2 separate regions of the Homo sapiens genome follow, and region 2 is linked to region 1. A link is an interaction called in ENCODE POLR2A ChIA-PET data of the cell type or tissue named here. Cell type or tissue: PC-9. All regions are shown on one strand. Links, peaks and the distances in the headings refer to the core of each region. The heading gives the core; the rest is flanking DNA. Region 1 has its middle 86 kb from the start of EGFR. Region 2 overlaps EGFR (epidermal growth factor receptor).

The links. Peaks named below come from ENCODE experiments on the same cell type or tissue, not always from the same donor. Only the 100,000 strongest peaks of a DNase experiment are listed, where the experiment ranks them.
Region 2: POLR2A ChIA-PET joins it to region 1 with 10 read pairs; 2 of 35 experiments call an interaction of 5 or more read pairs at or near these places.

The regions. Positions count from the first base shown.
Region 1 is chr7:54,928,991-54,937,333 of GRCh38, forward strand. It overlaps the pseudogene LOC643168. Among named protein-coding and RNA genes, the nearest start is that of EGFR, 86 kb to the right of the region's middle. In PC-9, for the core only: no CTCF peak of the experiment used is centred there; a DNase peak (open chromatin) is centred at 4,391; H3K4me3 peaks cover 1,800 bases.
Region 2 is chr7:55,039,512-55,047,854 of GRCh38, forward strand. All of the region lies in intron 1 of EGFR (epidermal growth factor receptor), which reads left to right. Among named protein-coding and RNA genes, the nearest start is that of EGFR, 25 kb to the left of the region's middle. In PC-9, for the core only: no CTCF peak of the experiment used is centred there; a DNase peak (open chromatin) is centred at 4,380; H3K27ac peaks cover 5,651 bases.

The DNA.
Region 1 (8,343 bases), core at 288-8,287:
AAAAACACACAATGGGCACACAAAAAATAAAAAGCAAGAAATTAAATCATACCACCAACAAAAATCAACTCCACTAAAAGGAAGACAGGAAGGAAGAAAAAAACAAAACAACCACCAAACAACCAGAAAACACATAGCAAAATGGCAAAAGCAAGTCCTTACTTATTAATAATAATATTGAATGTAAATGGACTAAAATTTCCAATCAAAAGACATAGAGTGGTTGAATAAACATAATAGCAAGACCCATGACTGTTGCCTATAAGAAACACACCTCATCTATAAAGACACACATAGACTGAAAATAAAAGGATGAAAAAAGATAGTGCGTGACAATGGAAGCAAAAAAAAAGAAAGGAGTAGCTACACTATGTCAGACAAAATAGGCTTCAAGACAAAAAATGTAATAAGAGACACAGAAGGTTATTATATAATAATAAATGAGTCAATTCAGAAACAGAATATAACAGTTGTAAATATATATGCACCCAACACTGGAGCACCCAGGCATATAAAGCAAATAATATTAGAGCTAAAGAGAGAGATAGACTTCAATACAATAAAAGCTGCAGACTTCAACACCTCACTTTCAGTATTGGACAGATCTTCCAGACAGAAAATCAACAAAGAAACATCAGACTTAATCTCCACTTTAGAACAAATGGACTTAATATATATTTACAGAAGATTTCATCCAATGGCCACAGAATACACATTCTTCTCCTCAACACATGGATCATTCTCGAGAATAGATCATATGTTAGGTTACAAAACAAGTCTTAAAACATTCAGAAAAATTGAAATACTATCAAGCATCTTCTCTGACCACAGTTGAATAAAACTAGGAATCAATAACAACAGGAATTTTGAAAACTATATAAACACAATGGAAATTAAACAATATGGCCCAGAATGATCAGTGAGTCAATGAAGAAATCAGAAGGAAACTGAAAATTTTCTTAAAACAAATGATAAGGAAACAGAACATGCCAAAACCTATGGAATGTAGCAAAAACAGGGAAATTTATAGCTATAAAACCTACATCAAGAAAGAAAGAAAACTTCAAATAAATAAGCCAAGAATGCATCTTTAAAAATTAGAAAGACAAGAGCAAACCAAACCCAAAATTAGTAGTAGAAAAAAACATAAAGATCAGCACAGAAATAAATAAATTTGAAATTAAGAAAACAGTACAAGAGATCAATGAAATGAAAATTTAGTTGTTTGAAACAATAAATAAAATTGACAAATCTTTAGGGAGACTAAGAAAAAAAGACACCGGAGCCAAATAAATAAAATCAGAGTTGAAAAAAATAGAGACATTAGAACTGATACCACAGAAATACAAAGGATCATTAGTAGCTAGTATGAGCAACTGTATGCCAACAAATTGGAAAATCTAGAGGAAATGTGTAAATTCCTAGACATATACAACCTACCAAGGTTAAACCATAAAGGAATCCAAAACCCGAACAGACCATTAACAAGCAATGAGATCAAAGCTGTAATAAAAAGTCTCTCAGTAAAGCAAAGTCTGGGAACCTGATGGCTTCACAACAGAATTCTACCAAACATTTAAAGAACCAATACCAATCCTACTCAAACTATTCTAAAAAGTAGAGGAGGAGGAAATACTTCCAAATTCCTTCTATGAGGCCAAAACCAGACAAAGACACATCAAAAAAGAAAACTACAGGACACTCTCTCTGTTGAATATTGATAGAAAAGGCCTTAGCAAAATACTAGCAAACTGAATTAAACAATACATTAGAAAGAATATTCATCATGACTAAATGGGATTTATCCCAGGGATATAAGACCACTTTAACATATGCAAATAAATCAATGTCGTACATCATATCAATAGAATGAAGGACAAAAACCATGTGATCATTTTAATTGGTGCTGCAATTGACAAAATTCAACACCCTTTCATGATAAAAATCCTTAAAAAACAGGCATAGAAGGAACATACCTTAACATAATGAAAGACATATATGACAGACCCACAGCTAGTATCACACTGAATGAGGAAAAACTGAAAGCCTTTCCTTTAAGATCTGGAACACAACAGCAATGCCACTTTCACCACTGTTATCCAACATAGTACTGGAAGTGCTAGCTAGAGCAATCAGACAAGAGAAGGACATAAAGGGCATCCAAATTGGAAAGGAAGAAGTCAAATTATCCTAGTTTGCAGATGATATGAGCTGATATCATCTGCAAAGACTCCAAAGAAAGTATAGAACTGATAAACAAATTCAGAAAAGTTGCAGAGTTGGAAAAAAAAAAAGACATTAGAACTGATACCACAGAAATTAACATGCAAAAATCAGTAGCATTTCTATATTCCAAAAGTGAACATTCTGGAAAAGAAATCAAAAAAGTAACTCCATTTACAATAACCACAAATAAAATTAAATACCTAGGAATCAAAAAGAAGTGAAAGATTTCTACAATGAAACTATAAAATACTGATGAAAGAAATTGAAGAGGACACAAAAAAGTGTAAAAGTATTTCACGTTCATGGATTGGAAGAATCAACATTGTTAAAATGTCTATACTACTCAAAGCAATCTACAAATTCAATGCCATCCCTATAAAAATACCAGACATTCTTCACAGAAATAGAGCAATCTTAAAATTTACATAGAACCACAAAACATCCAGAATAGCCAAAGCAAAAAGAGGAAAACTGGAGGAATCACATCACCTGACTTCAAATTATACTACAAAGCTACAGTAACCAAAACAGCATGGTACTGGAATAAAAACAGAAGCATGAATCAATGGAACAGAACAGATAACCCAGAAACAAATCCACACATCTCAAGTGAACTCATTTTTGACAACGGTGCCAAGAACATACAATGGGGAAAGGACAGTCTCTTCAATACATGGTGCTGGGAAAACTGGATATCCAAATGCAGAAGAATGAAACTTGACTCATATCTCTAACCATATACAAAAAAATCAAATCAAAATGGATGAAAGACTTCAATCTAAGACCTCAAACTATGAAATTACTTCAAGAAAACATTGAAGAAATTCTCCAGGATATTGGCCTGGGCAAAAATTTCTTGAGTAATATCCTACAAGCACAGACAACTAAAGCGAAAATGAACAGATGGGATCACATCAAGTTTAAAAGCTTCTGCACAGCAAAGGAAATGTCAATAAAGTGAAGAGACAACCCACGGAAGGGGAGGAAATATTTGCAAACTACCCATCTGACAAGGAGTTTATAACCAGAATATATAAGGAGCTCAAACAACCCCATAGGGAAAAAATAATAATCTGATTTAAAAATAGGCAAAAGATCTGAACAGATATTCCTTAAAAGAAGACATGTAAATGGAAGCAGGCACATGAAAAGGAGATGAACATCATTGATCAACAGAGAAATGCAAATCAAAACCACAATGAGATATCATCTCACTCCAGTTAAAATGGCTTTAATCCAAAAGATGGGCAATAACAAATGCTCATGAGGATGTGGAAAAAGGGAATCCTCATACACTGTTGATGAGAATGTAAATTATTACAGTCACTGTGGAGAACAGTTTGGAGGTTCCTCAAAATACTCAAAATAGAGCCACCATATAACCCAGCAATCTCACTGCTTGGTATATACCCAAAAGAAAGGAAATCAGTGTATGGAAGAGATATCTGCACTTCCGTGTTCATTGCAGCACTGTTCACAATAGCTGAGATTTGAAAGCAACCTAAGTGTCCATCAACAGACAAATGGATAAAGAAAATATGGTACATATACGCAATGGGGTACTATGCAGACATAAAAAGAATGAGATCTTGTCATTTACAACGGCATAGGTGGAACTGGAGGTCATTATGTTAGGTGAAATAAGTCAGACTTGGAAAGTCAAATTTCGCATGTTCTCATTTATTTGTGGGTGCTAAATATCAAAGCAATTGAACTCATGCAGATAGAGAGTAGAAGGATGATTACCAGAGGCTAGGAAGGGTAGTGGGGGGGTGAAGGAGGGAAGTGAGGATGGTTAATAGGTACAAAACATACATATACATACATACATACATACATACATACATACATACATACATACATACATATATATATAATTAGAATGAATAAGACAGAATTTGATAGCTCAACAGGGTGACTATAGTCAATAATACTTTAATTGTACATTAAAAATTAACTTAGGTCAGCGCGAGGGAGCCCGGGTGGCCGCCATTACTGAGCCTGGCGCTGCGGCTGGCGCTGGGAGAGCGGGGAGGGACGGGGCCGCAGCTGGTGGCAGAGAGGGAGGGAGGGTGGGTGAGCAGGCTGCGGGGGCCGTGGGGCTCAGGGTTTCCGGGCGTGTGTGTCGGGGAGGGCGGAGGGAGGTGCCTGAAGGGACGCGCCGCTCGGTGAGCGCGCCGGGGGAGAGGCGAGCAGAGAGTGGAGGAGGAGGCGGCGGCGGGAGCGCTACCCAGGAATGTTGCTGCCGCAGCCACAGCCAGGGCCGCTGTGGTTGAGGAGGAGACAGAGGAGACCGACGTTGTTAGGAAAATGATCTCTATGATCTTGAAGATGTTTCTGCACAGAAATGAGGGAAATACAAAGAACCAAATACAGTTCTGAAACTTGGGATCTGTATTTTCAGATGATTTTATTTTCAGAATGAGAAGCATATCTGGTTTCATATCTACATTTATGAATGTAGAGGCATGAGAAGAGAGTTATGATGGCAAAAAACAAAGAGCCTTGTCCCCCATCCTATACTATCAGTGTAGTTGGACTCTCTGGGACTGAAAAAGACAAAGGTAACTGTGGAGTTGGAAAGTCTTGTTTGTGCAATAGATTTGCACGCTCAAAAGCAGATAAATATTATCCAGAGCATACTTCTGTGCTTAGCACCATTGACTTTGGAGGACGAGTCGTAAACAGTGATCACTTTTTGTACTACTGGGGTGACATAACACAAAATGGTGAAGTTGGAGTAGAATGCAAAATTCATGTCATTTAACAGTTCATTGATGACCAGACATTCTTGCCTCATCGGAGTATGAATTTGCAACCATATATAAAACGTGCAGCTGCATCTAGATTGCAGTCAGCAGAAAAACTAATGTACATTTGCACTGATCAACTAGGCTTAGAACAAGACTTTGAACAGAAGCAAATGCCTGAAGGGAAGCTCAATGTAGATGGATTTTTATTATGCATTGATGTAAGTCAGGGATGCAATAGGAAATTTGATGATCAACTTAAATTTGTGAATAACCTTTTTGTCCAGTTATCAAAATCAAAAATACCTGTAATAATAGCGGCAACTAAATGTGATGAATGCGTGGATCATTATCTTAGAGAAGTTCAGGCATTTGCTTCAAACAAAAAGAAGCTTCTTGTAGTGGAAACATCAGCAGGATTTAATGTCAACATTGAAACGTGTTTCACTGCACTGGTACAAATGTTGGATAAAACTCGTAGCAAGCCTAAAATTATTCCCTATTTGGATGCTTATAAAACACAGAGACAACTTGTCACAGCAACAGATAAGTTTGAAAACTTGTGCAGACCGTGAGAGATTATCATGCAACTTGGAAAACTGTTAGTAATAAATTTAAAAAATCATCCTGATTATGAAGAATACATCAACTTAGAGGGAACAAGAAAGGCCAGAAATACATTCTCAAAACATATACAACAACTTAAACAGGAACCTATAAGAAAAAGGAGAGAAGAGTATATAAATACTTTACCAAGAAGAGTTTTTAACACTCTTGCCAAGTCTAGAAGAGATTGAACATTTGAATTGGTCAGAAGCTTTGAAGTTAATGGAAAAGAGAATAGATTTCCAGTTATGTTTTGTGGTGCTAGAAAAAACACCTTGGGATGAAACTGACCATATAGACAAAATTAATGACAGGCAGATTCCATTTGACCTCCTGAGCACTTTAGAAGCTGAAAAAGTCTGTCAGAACCATGTACAACATCCAATATCCGAGAAGAGGAGGGTAGAAATGAAGGAAAAATTCAAAAAGACTTTGGAAAAAATTCAAGTCATTTCACCTGGACAGCCATGGGAGGAAGTTATGTGCTTTGTTATGGAGGATGAAGCCTTCAAGTATATCACTGAGGCTGATAGCAAAGAGGCATATGGTAGGCATCAGTGATAAATAGTTGAAAATCCAAAGAAAAGTTTCAAGAAATGCTTTTTGAGCATTCTGAACTTTTTTATGATTTAGATCTTAATGCAACACCTAGTTCAGATAAAATGAGTGAAATTCATACAGTTCTGAGTGAAGAACCTAGATATAAAGCTTTACAGAAACTTGCACCTGATAGGGACTCTCTTCTACTTAAGCATATAGGATTTGTTTATCATCCCACTAAAGAAACGTGTCTTAGTGACCAAAATTGTACAGACATTAAAGTGGAGCAGTTACTTGCTAGCAGTCTTTTACAGTTGGATCACGGCTGCTTAAGATTATATCACGATAGTACCAATATAGATAAAATTAACCTTTTTATTTTAGGGAAGGTTGGCCTTGCCCAAGAACTAGCAAATGAGATAAGGACACAATCCACTGATGATGAGTATGCCTTAGATGGAAAATTTATGAACTTGATCTTCGGCCAGTTCGCCTTACCTTTTGAGTCAGTTATGGACTGCTGCCTTTAAACCACATCGGTGCTTCTGTGTATTTAATTCCATTAAGTCATTGAGTTTTATTGGGGGAATTTATTGGGAAAATAAGAACTGAAGCTTCTCAGATCAGAAAAGATAAATACTTGGCTAATCTTCCATTTACATTAATTCTGGCTAATCAGAGAGATTCCATTAGTAAGAATCTACCAATTCTCAGGCACCAAGGGCAGACAAGTTACAATGTCCTTTTGTAGATGTACCTGCTGGTACATATCCTCATAATTTTTATGAAACCCAAATAAAGCAAGCTCTAAGAGGAGTACTGGAATCTGTTAAACCCAATTTGGATGTGGTGAGCCCAGTTTCTGCCAAGAAGGACATATCAGAAGCTGACTTGAGAATTGTCATGTGTGCCATGTATGGAGATCCATTTAGTGTGAATCTTATTCCCTCACCCTTCCCTGATTCTCATTCTTGCAGTGCTGCTCAAGCTGGACAGAATAATTCCCTAATGCTTGATAAAATCATTGGTGAAAAAAGGAGGCGAATACAGACCACAATATTATCATACCACTCTTCAATTGGAGTAAGAAAAGATGAACTAGTTCATGGGTATATATTAATTTACTCTGCAAAACAGAAAGCATCAATGGGAATGCTTCGAGCATTTCTATCAGAAGTTCAAAACACATTCCTGTACAGCTGGTGGCAGTTACTGATAGCCAAGCAGATTTTTTTTTTGAAAACGAGGCTATCAAAGAATTAATGACTGAAGAACACATTGCAACTGAGATCACTGCTAAATTTACAGCATTGTATTCTTTATCTCAGTATCATCAGCAAACTGAGATCTTTATTCTGTTTTTTAGTGATGTTCTAGAGAAAAAACATATGATAGAAAATTCTTATTTGTCTGATAATACAAGGGAATCAACCCATCAAAGTGAAGATGTTTTTCTACCATCTCCCAGAGACTTTTTTCCCTATAACAACTACCCTGATTCAGATGATGACACAGAAGCACTACCTCCTTATAGTCCAACTGGGGATGATGTACAGTTGCTTCCAACACCTAGTGACCATTCCAGATACAGATTAGATTTGCAAGGAAATGAATATTCTATTCATAGTACCCCAAACTGTCGTGACCATGAACGCAACCATAAAGTGCCTCCACCTATTAAACCTAAACTAGTTGTACCTAAGACAAATGTGAAAAAAATGGATCCAAACATTTTAAAAACAATTGAAGCTGGTATTGGTAAAAATCCAAGAAAGCGGACTTCCCAGGTGCCTTTGGCACATCCTGAAGATATGAATCCTTCAGATAACTATGCGGAACCCATTGATACAATTTTCAAACAGAAGGGCTATTCTGATGAGATTTATATTGTCCCAGATGATAGTCAAAATCACATTAAAATTCAAAACTCACTTGTAAATAACACCCAAGGAGATGAAGAAAATGGATTTTCTGATAGAACCTCAAAAAAATCACGGGGAATGGAGGCCTTCAAAATACAAATATAAGTCTAAAATCATGTTTAGTAAAGCCAAGTCATACTATAGGAGAACACATTCAGATGCAAGTGATGATGAGGCTTTCACCACTTCTAAAACAAAAAGAAAAGGAAGACATCGTGGAAGTGAAGAAGATCCACTTCTTTCTCCTGTTGAAACTTGGAAAGGTTAGGTATTGGTAATCCTGCAATCACTTCTGACCA
Region 2 (8,343 bases), core at 97-8,096, 110 kb after region 1:
ACAAGGAGGCACAGAGCATGTCAGGTCCCATATCCCAAAAGGAATGTGCTTGGGTGAGGGAGAGCTCCTCCATGGCTGGAGGCATTCAGAGACCAGGCAGTCGCTTGTGGGTTTGTGATTAGAGTGAGGTTCTTTTATAAAGGGAGTGAGAAGAGAAGGTCTGTGGATACTTGAGTGTATCGGTAATTAAGAAATAAATTGTGTACATCCCATTTCTTTCCACATTTTCCTGGGCTGTCACAGTGGCTGCAAAGAAAGCAGTCCGTGAACTGAACTGTGATCCCAGACAGGCAAGCACACCAGGAATCTCTTCTCAGCTGTTGATAATGAGGGAGCGCTGGGGAGAGAAATGGGGTCCTCTTTGAGTTTCCTCTGTGCCGATACCTTTCTCTTTGTTAAAACAGCTAATTAAACACTGAAGCAGTATAGCTCTCTTACTATACACTGGTAGTCATAGTTCTCTTACTGTTCTCTTCACTGACAGTTCTCTTACTATACACTGATGGTGACGCAGAAATTCAGAATTCCCCGCATGTGTCCCGGTTTGAAAGCCACTGTGCTTTGCTGTGGATTAGGATCAGACAGTTGAGTCTTGTTCCAACAAGGAAAGTTGCTTATTGGAAAGTTTTGCTGCAGGGAGCCTTGAGTTCTGCATCAGGCTTGGAAGTGGGCTCTGTGGAGGTCAGAAGGAGGATCCCCCACCCGCAGCCTCAAGAAAAATATGAAAAGTGGATTATGCCTCTGTAGCTATATTGCCTATAAACTTTCTGCAGAATGACAGTATTCATATCCTACATTTTTTCAAAGCGATATTAATCCTGAGACCTGCAGCTAAAGTCAAGTAGAATTTAGGGATAATTAATAGGAGGAAGGTGGGGTTGGAAGATCTGCATGATTATAGTCCTCTGATATAACTGGAAAATTCTTTCCATTAGCAAGGAGCTTTGGTTAATATAAAATGGACAGATTAAACCTAGGCAATTTATTTTACTCATTGCTGTATTTTTATTTCAGAGCTGGTTGAAAATATTACAAAGTAATATTTTAAAGTGCTTATCTAAACTCTTACTCTGCATTTTATCATTGGGTTATGAAATGACTGGGGAAAGACTTTTCTTGCTTTTATTTCTCAGTGTCTACTTATAAACATGTTTTTTGAACTACTGTTTTTGTGACAACATGCCTTTTTCCCAGAAAATCTCAGGTTAACATTAAATAGGCACTGGATGTTTATCTGATCTTGTTTATAGAAACACAAGAAAATTTTAACCTTGTATATACTTTACTCAATTAACTAGGTAAGAGGTCATTGAAACATTTAGAATTCCACTCTACATTTCAATAATTATCAGGTGAAAGCTACTGCATCTACATCAGAAGATGTTTGTAATTTATTTAAGAATAAAATTAGCTATGCAAGAAATAGTATGTGGAGTCCTATGTGGAAATCACAGAAACCCTGACAACTTGATGATCTTTCCGCAAGCTAAAAATATCACTCTGGATCACAGCAGTAGAGGACTCTGTAAATTTAATCTGTGTGTCTCCTGTAAATAAGTGCATTAGCAGTACACAGGTGGTGTCAGAGTCAGTGATGATGGATAGAAATTCTACATAAAATCCAGGCGCAGTGGCTCATGCCTTTAATCCCAGCACTTTGGGAGTCTGAGGCGGGTGGATCACCTGAGGTCAGGAGTTCGAGACCAGCCTGGCCAACATGGCAAAACCTCGTCTCTACTAAAAATACAAAAATTAGCTGGATGATGGCACATGCCTGTAATCCCAGCTATTCGGGAGGCGGAGGCAGGAGAATCTCTTGAACCTGGGAGGTAGAGGTTGCAGTGAGCCGAGATCACGCCATTGCACTCCAGCCTGGGCAAAAGAGCGACACTCCATCGCAAAAAAAAAAGAAGTAAGAAGTTTTACATAAAAACGTGGAGTGAGCCCAAGGTGCCATTTATCCAGCCCATACACATCGTACCATGTACAGAGTGGACACCAGATAAATACATTGACTGCATGCCACAAACATATATATGTAGGCACCGTTGCATTCAAATACACATCTGCAGCCCTAACACATCTTTATTTGCTAACGAGCATCAATGTATTTAAAAACAAACATGTTTAAACTAGTGAATGATTAGATTATAATGATCTTAATTCATAAGTTTTCTCATTGGCCTTTTGTATACTTCAATTGTAATACCTAGAAAAACAGTTATGTCCAAAGGAGTGAATAGGCCTTATCTGAAACAGGTGAGCGTGACAAGTGTTTTCTTACTTATTTTACTTTTCAGATAATTCATCCTTAAAGTACATTAGTTTAAAAGTACTGTTTAAGGAAACAGTACTTGGATTAAAACTTGAATCATTGTTAAGGAAAACTATACCTTAACTTCATGTAATCACAATTAAACCTCTTCATATAGAAGGATCTAAGAATTTTCTGCAGCATTCACCAGCACCAAAAAGCTCAGAGACATATATTTCTTTCTCTGTATATGTATTTTAAATTCAAGTTAGTATAAATTGACAGGCAGGTCAGAGTAATATATGATCTTCTGAGTCCCCTTAGTAATTAAAAGAAATGATTATTTTTGCATGAAATATGATAAAGTGATTTTAAGTGCCTGATAAAAAGTCTTAACCATGACAACCATTAAAGATTACATCAAAGAAAAATAAGTTTGACTTTCATTTACCTTGGAAACAGCTATTAACTGGTAACCTCAAGAAACACCATGAAGAGTCAGTTTGCTCCACACATGTCTTGTAAAAGTCAAATAACTGGTGGTTATCCAGTAATGACAAGAGGTAGAAGTTACATCCTTGCTGTCTGATTGAACCTTCCCAGAGCTGGCACAAGGCTGGGAAGACCATAGGTGCTAAATGAGGAACTACTTAAAGAAAGAAAATGGAATTTCACGGACAAGAAAATCCATGTCCATTTGGTTCTGTGACCCACATCCTTTGTATCCTATGCTTTTTTACACTTGGTACATGGTTGCAAGATTGCCCCTGTTTTCTACTTATAGTTCCATGCAGCATGGATGTGGGAAAAAGTCTCCTCTGCAAAGGGGGTTAATGCAGGTCACTCTACGTATGTGCACGAGGTCGTTATAAAGCTCGAAAATATGGGCTCACCAACCAGGTGATTTTTTTAATTATCCAACCAGAAGACATAACATATAGGGGAATCAAAAGAAATCTCTGAGTAAAATAATGATAACAGGTCAAACTTTGCGGTCCCACGTGAGGCTGGAGATGCGTATTGTCTTGACTTTGCATCTACAAGTTTAACAAATGATGCTTTCTCAGTTTACCTCTGGAAATGGAAATTAGCATTGCAAATGACTTCATGAGGAGGTAGAAGCTATCTGTGAATTTCCTTTCGCTGTGTTTACGATAGACTCTCACGTCTAGATGTGTCATGTATTATGTTAAATTGGTATGTCTTGAAGTTATAAAGCACAGCCCTCTATAAGTATATATATTCCACCTCTTTCAAATCGGATGGTACCTATCCTTCAAACTGCTATTTAATGACTGTCTGCTATGTTCAAGGCACTGCTCTCAATGTTAATACTTGATGAGATCGGGCGCGTTCAAGGTGGCATGGCCGTAGACTCAATGTTAGTATCTGAAATATGGCCTACGAGCTGAGTTGTGAATCAAGTTAATAGATTTTCGGAATGTTAAGGTCTAAACCAGTAGCTCTTAACTGAGACAATCCTGTCCTCATCTCACCTGGGAGACATCTGGCAATGTTTGGAGAACCTTTTGGTTGTCACACTGGGGCATCTAGTGAGTAGAGGTCAGGGATGGTGGTAAACAAGTTTTTTTGTTTGTTTGTTTTGTTTTTGAGACAGAGTCTCACTTTGTCACCCAGGCTGGAGTGCAGTGGTGTGATCTCAGCTCACTGCAACCTCTGCCTCCTAGGTTCAAGCAATTCTTATGCCTCAGCCTCCCAAGTAGTAGCTGGGATTACAGGTGTGCACCACTACACTCAGCTAATTTTTGCATTTTTAGTAGAGACGGGGTTTTGCCATGTTGGCTAGGTTGGTCTCGAACTCCTGGCCTCAAGAGAACCGCCCCCTTCTTGGCCTCCCAATATGCCGGGATTACAGGTGTGAGCCACCGTGCCCAGGCTAACATTCTTTAATGCATAGGACAGCCCCCACCATACAGAGGAATCCCCAGCCCAGAATGTTAATAGTTCTAAGGTTGAGAAACCCAAGGTTAAGCCAAGTCAACTTATCTATCTTCTTTAAAATTGCATAAGAATGCAGTCCTGTTCTTCATTCCTCTTGCTTTGCAGTTAATGATCCTTTGCCTGGACTTTCTAAGTGCCCAGAAGAGCAACAGCCAGCATGCAGGATGGCATTCCTGACCAGTTGCACTTGGCCTAGCATTCCAACCTCACCTGCCTCAGCTTGTTCAACCTGAAAACCTACCAAGTGAAAGCAAGAGCCACGTGAAGACGCCTTAGTTATATGCACCCACCCAGACACTTGCTCAGAAAGGAATCAGTGGGGCCCTGGCCTTAGAAACTGGCTCCTTCACTGCTGTAGAAACAACATAAATTTAACATAAAACACGTGCTTTTCTTTTTTCTTCTTACTTTTTCCTGTCTTGGCAATGCAAGGATGCCATTAGGTAAAGAAATCCTTCACCACACTAATCCTGCAGAGCCAGAAGAGAAACCAGCTTGTTCTAACCCAGCTTTGTCATGGAGAGAAGGCAGCTGCTCCAGTCTGAACTATTCTTTCTTTTGGTAGCAGCCTGCCCAAGGGTGAAAGTGTGTTTAATAGTTTGAATTACACAAGTGAACAGTAAATGTATGCCTGTTTCTGCTTTATGGGACTTTGAAATAATGTTGTTTGTGCCAAGGTTTTAGATTACTATACCTAACAACCTAGAAAAAGAAATGAAAAGGAAGCCTTCTGCCAGGCAGAGGTCACTACGGGCCTGGAGCTGGGCACCTGACTCAGCAGCTGCCCAGATCCCCAGAGCTGAGAAGTCACCATGCATTTGTGGTGCTTCGAGCGAGTTACCAGAGTCCTGGAACAGAGCAGCACACCTGCGGGGTGTCCCCTTGGCATTTGGGCAGGGCAGGTGACCAAGGGTCTTGTTGGAACTGAAGTCCAGCTTGAAAAGCAAATCTGGTTGTGAGCTAGAGTCCAGTAACACTTGTTTCCCGCCGCCCCCCGCATAACTCGTGTGTCCTAAAATACAATAATTTCTTGAACTTCAGTCACTTATGCCTATAAGCGGGCATACAACAGGGGCACAATAAATGTTTGTTAAGTGAATGAATTCTTTCAGAACTAGATGGGATCTTAGTCCAACTCTCTTATTTAACGAGGTCCACAGAGGTTCTGCGATTGTCTAAGAAAGAAGGCTGTGTTCATGGCCTTTGTTGTTTACGTGGCCCTGTGATTCTCTTGGCTCCGTGAAAGTCCTGATGCAGACATTCCGGCCATCTAGAAAGGCATGCAGACAAGCCATCCAGCTGGCATGATCCTGAGTCCAGCTTTCTTTAAAAGAGCTTCCAAAACTGCTTAAGCTTTGACTGCACAAAACCTGCATCACCTCCAGTTGAGAAACTCAAGAGAATAAGTAAGTTATGGAGTTGGAGACCCCAGCTTAACTACTAGTTTTAAAATAGTGAAATCAACATTTTCAAATCTTTGACTTCACTAAGATTTAATAAAGTTTATTAATCATATATTATGAGTTATTGCTCTCTCTTTATGTCTGTAATGCAGTTGCTCCTCTCTGTATAAATTAATAAGTTTTAGAGATCCAAAATGAGAATTTTAAAATAAATTACGTATATTTTAATCAAGTTTAATTTGACTATATCCAGCTAAACAATTGATTGAACTTCACTTGCTTTTCTATGACAGGTTTTTTGTTCTTAGTAAAAGACCCCAGTTTTCTCACTTGTGAACAGAAGGGGTTAGACTTCATGACAGCTAAGGTTCCTTCCGTCTCTAACAAAAGTGGCCTGAAGAGAGGCTTCTAGACTATACTCACGGTGGGTTCTTGGGACCTCAGAGTCAGCTCCATCACTTAAGTGGCTGTGTGATTGAGTGGAGACACCTCAATCTCTTTGTGCCTCAGTTTCCTCACCTGTCGAGTGTCAACATGATGGCACCTAAAGCTGTTGAGACTTCAGAAAGGTAATGTGTGAAAAGTGAAAAGTGCCTGGCATCCAGGAAGTACTCAATAAATACCAACTATTTTATTGCTGCAGCTGTTCTTATAGATGTGATTTCTAGAACATTGCCTTCTAATAGGGTAGCCATGGGCCACAATTGTTGGCTGTTCGGTGTTTCACATATGGTTAGTCCAAACTAAGATGTGTTGTGAGTCTCAAATACACACTGGATTGTGAAGACTTAGGACAAGGAAAACAATGTTAATAAAATCTCATTGATAACTTTTAAATTAATTACATGTTGAAATGAAAATATTTGGGACATATTGAGTTAAATAAAACAGGAGATTAATTTCTTCTGTTTCTTTCTACTTTTTTTATTAGTGTGGCTACTCAAAAATGTGACATTATGTATGCATCTCGTATTACATTTCTATTGGACAGCAGCGCTCTAGACAGTACTATGGGTAGTATCTGTGGGGAGGTTCTCAGAAACATGTCGCATGCTCTTTTAGAACCTTAAAGTATTCCTAGTCTCCTCTACTTCCAGCCCTTGGCTCTTGGGCCTCAGTCTTTTTACTTTTGCGGCTGTGTTTCTCTGAAGGCTTGGCATTAGTAGATTGAAAAGAATAACCATCTAGGGAAATGTGAATTCAGTTTCTTTCTGACATTCTGCTCTCTACAAGGGGATATTATGTACACATAAACCTACTTCCAAAATAATGAAGTGAGGCCTAATTCCTTACTCTTCAGAGAGCCCACTGTGGAAGTGTCACTGACCTTGTGTATGGGCTGCCCTTCATGGCTCTGGGAGTCATTATAAAGGGCAGCATTTGGCGTGGTGCGTCCTAAGCCAGTGTTTCTCGGCTCTGTTCCTTAGACATGTGTTAGTGTTAATAGATGTTCTTGGAAAAAAAAAAAAAAAACAGCATTCTGAGGTCAAACATGCTCAGAAAGCTTGGAATCTGCACTACGCTTCTCGTACACATTTCATATTAAAGATTTTGGAAAGTCCTGCAATACAGAGCCCTGTCTAATATTGCCACAACCCACAATTGCTCAAATGTAAATAGATTTGAGTTTATTCACATTCAGATCACCTCTTAAGGCCCCACCTCCCAATGCTGTCACAATGGCAATTAGATTTCCACATGAGTTTTGGAAGGGACATTCAGACCACAGCAGGGGAAAGCAGGGTACTTGCTGCTTTGCAAGTGTGTCCACATCTAATTAATAGTACAGTTCTTACTCTTGGTGTGTCCGGTGATATTAAAAATTAATGTGCCTTATTTAGATAAGTAACATAAAAATCACAAAATGTATGCCTTAGATTTATATGTATTTATAACTAGTCTATTTCCTGAAAACAGTTGAGACACCTTGTAAAAGTTACCGGTACGATAGGGCCATTCCAACAAAGCTGTAAAGTGGTGATAACACAGTCATAAAGAAGAGGAGATAGCTCTGGGAGAAAAGGTGGCCCAGAAACCAGCTCTGAGCCTCATGGCTGCAGGCAAGGTCTGCAGGTTCCTGGTCCTGATTGCAGGCCATTTGCTGCCTTGAGTGGTGGTTACACAAGGCCAGCCCTGGGGGTATCACCCAGAACACCTAGTACACGAATTTCAGTTTAGAGGACGAAGCATTACTGGAGTATTGTTATGCAGGAAAACTTTTTCCTAAAAATGCCCTGAAAAGAGAGTAGCCTAATGCATTCAATCAAAATGTTTTTAAGTGGAAAACATATTGTGTGTACTTGATCTGGCCTGCTGCTTTTAAAAGATTAAAACTGGGACTGGGCATGGTGGCTCACACCTGTAATCCCAGCACTTTGGGAGGCAGAGGCAGGTGGATCACCTGAGGTCAAGAGTTGGAGACCAGCCTGACCAAGATGGTGAAACCCCATGCCTACTAAAAATGCAAAAAGTTAGCCAGGCTTGGTGGCGCATGCCGGTAATCCCAGCTAGTTGAGGGGCTGAGGCAGGGGAATCACTTGAACCTGGGAGCCGGAGGTTGCAGTGAGCTGAGATCGCATCATTGTACTCCAGCCTGGGCAACAAGAGTGAAACTCCATCTCGAAAACAAACAAACAAACAAAAAAACACTGGGGCCAAAGAACTCTGTGTGCTGTATCACCTAACCACATTTCATGACACGGCTAGAGAAGAATCATGCAAATA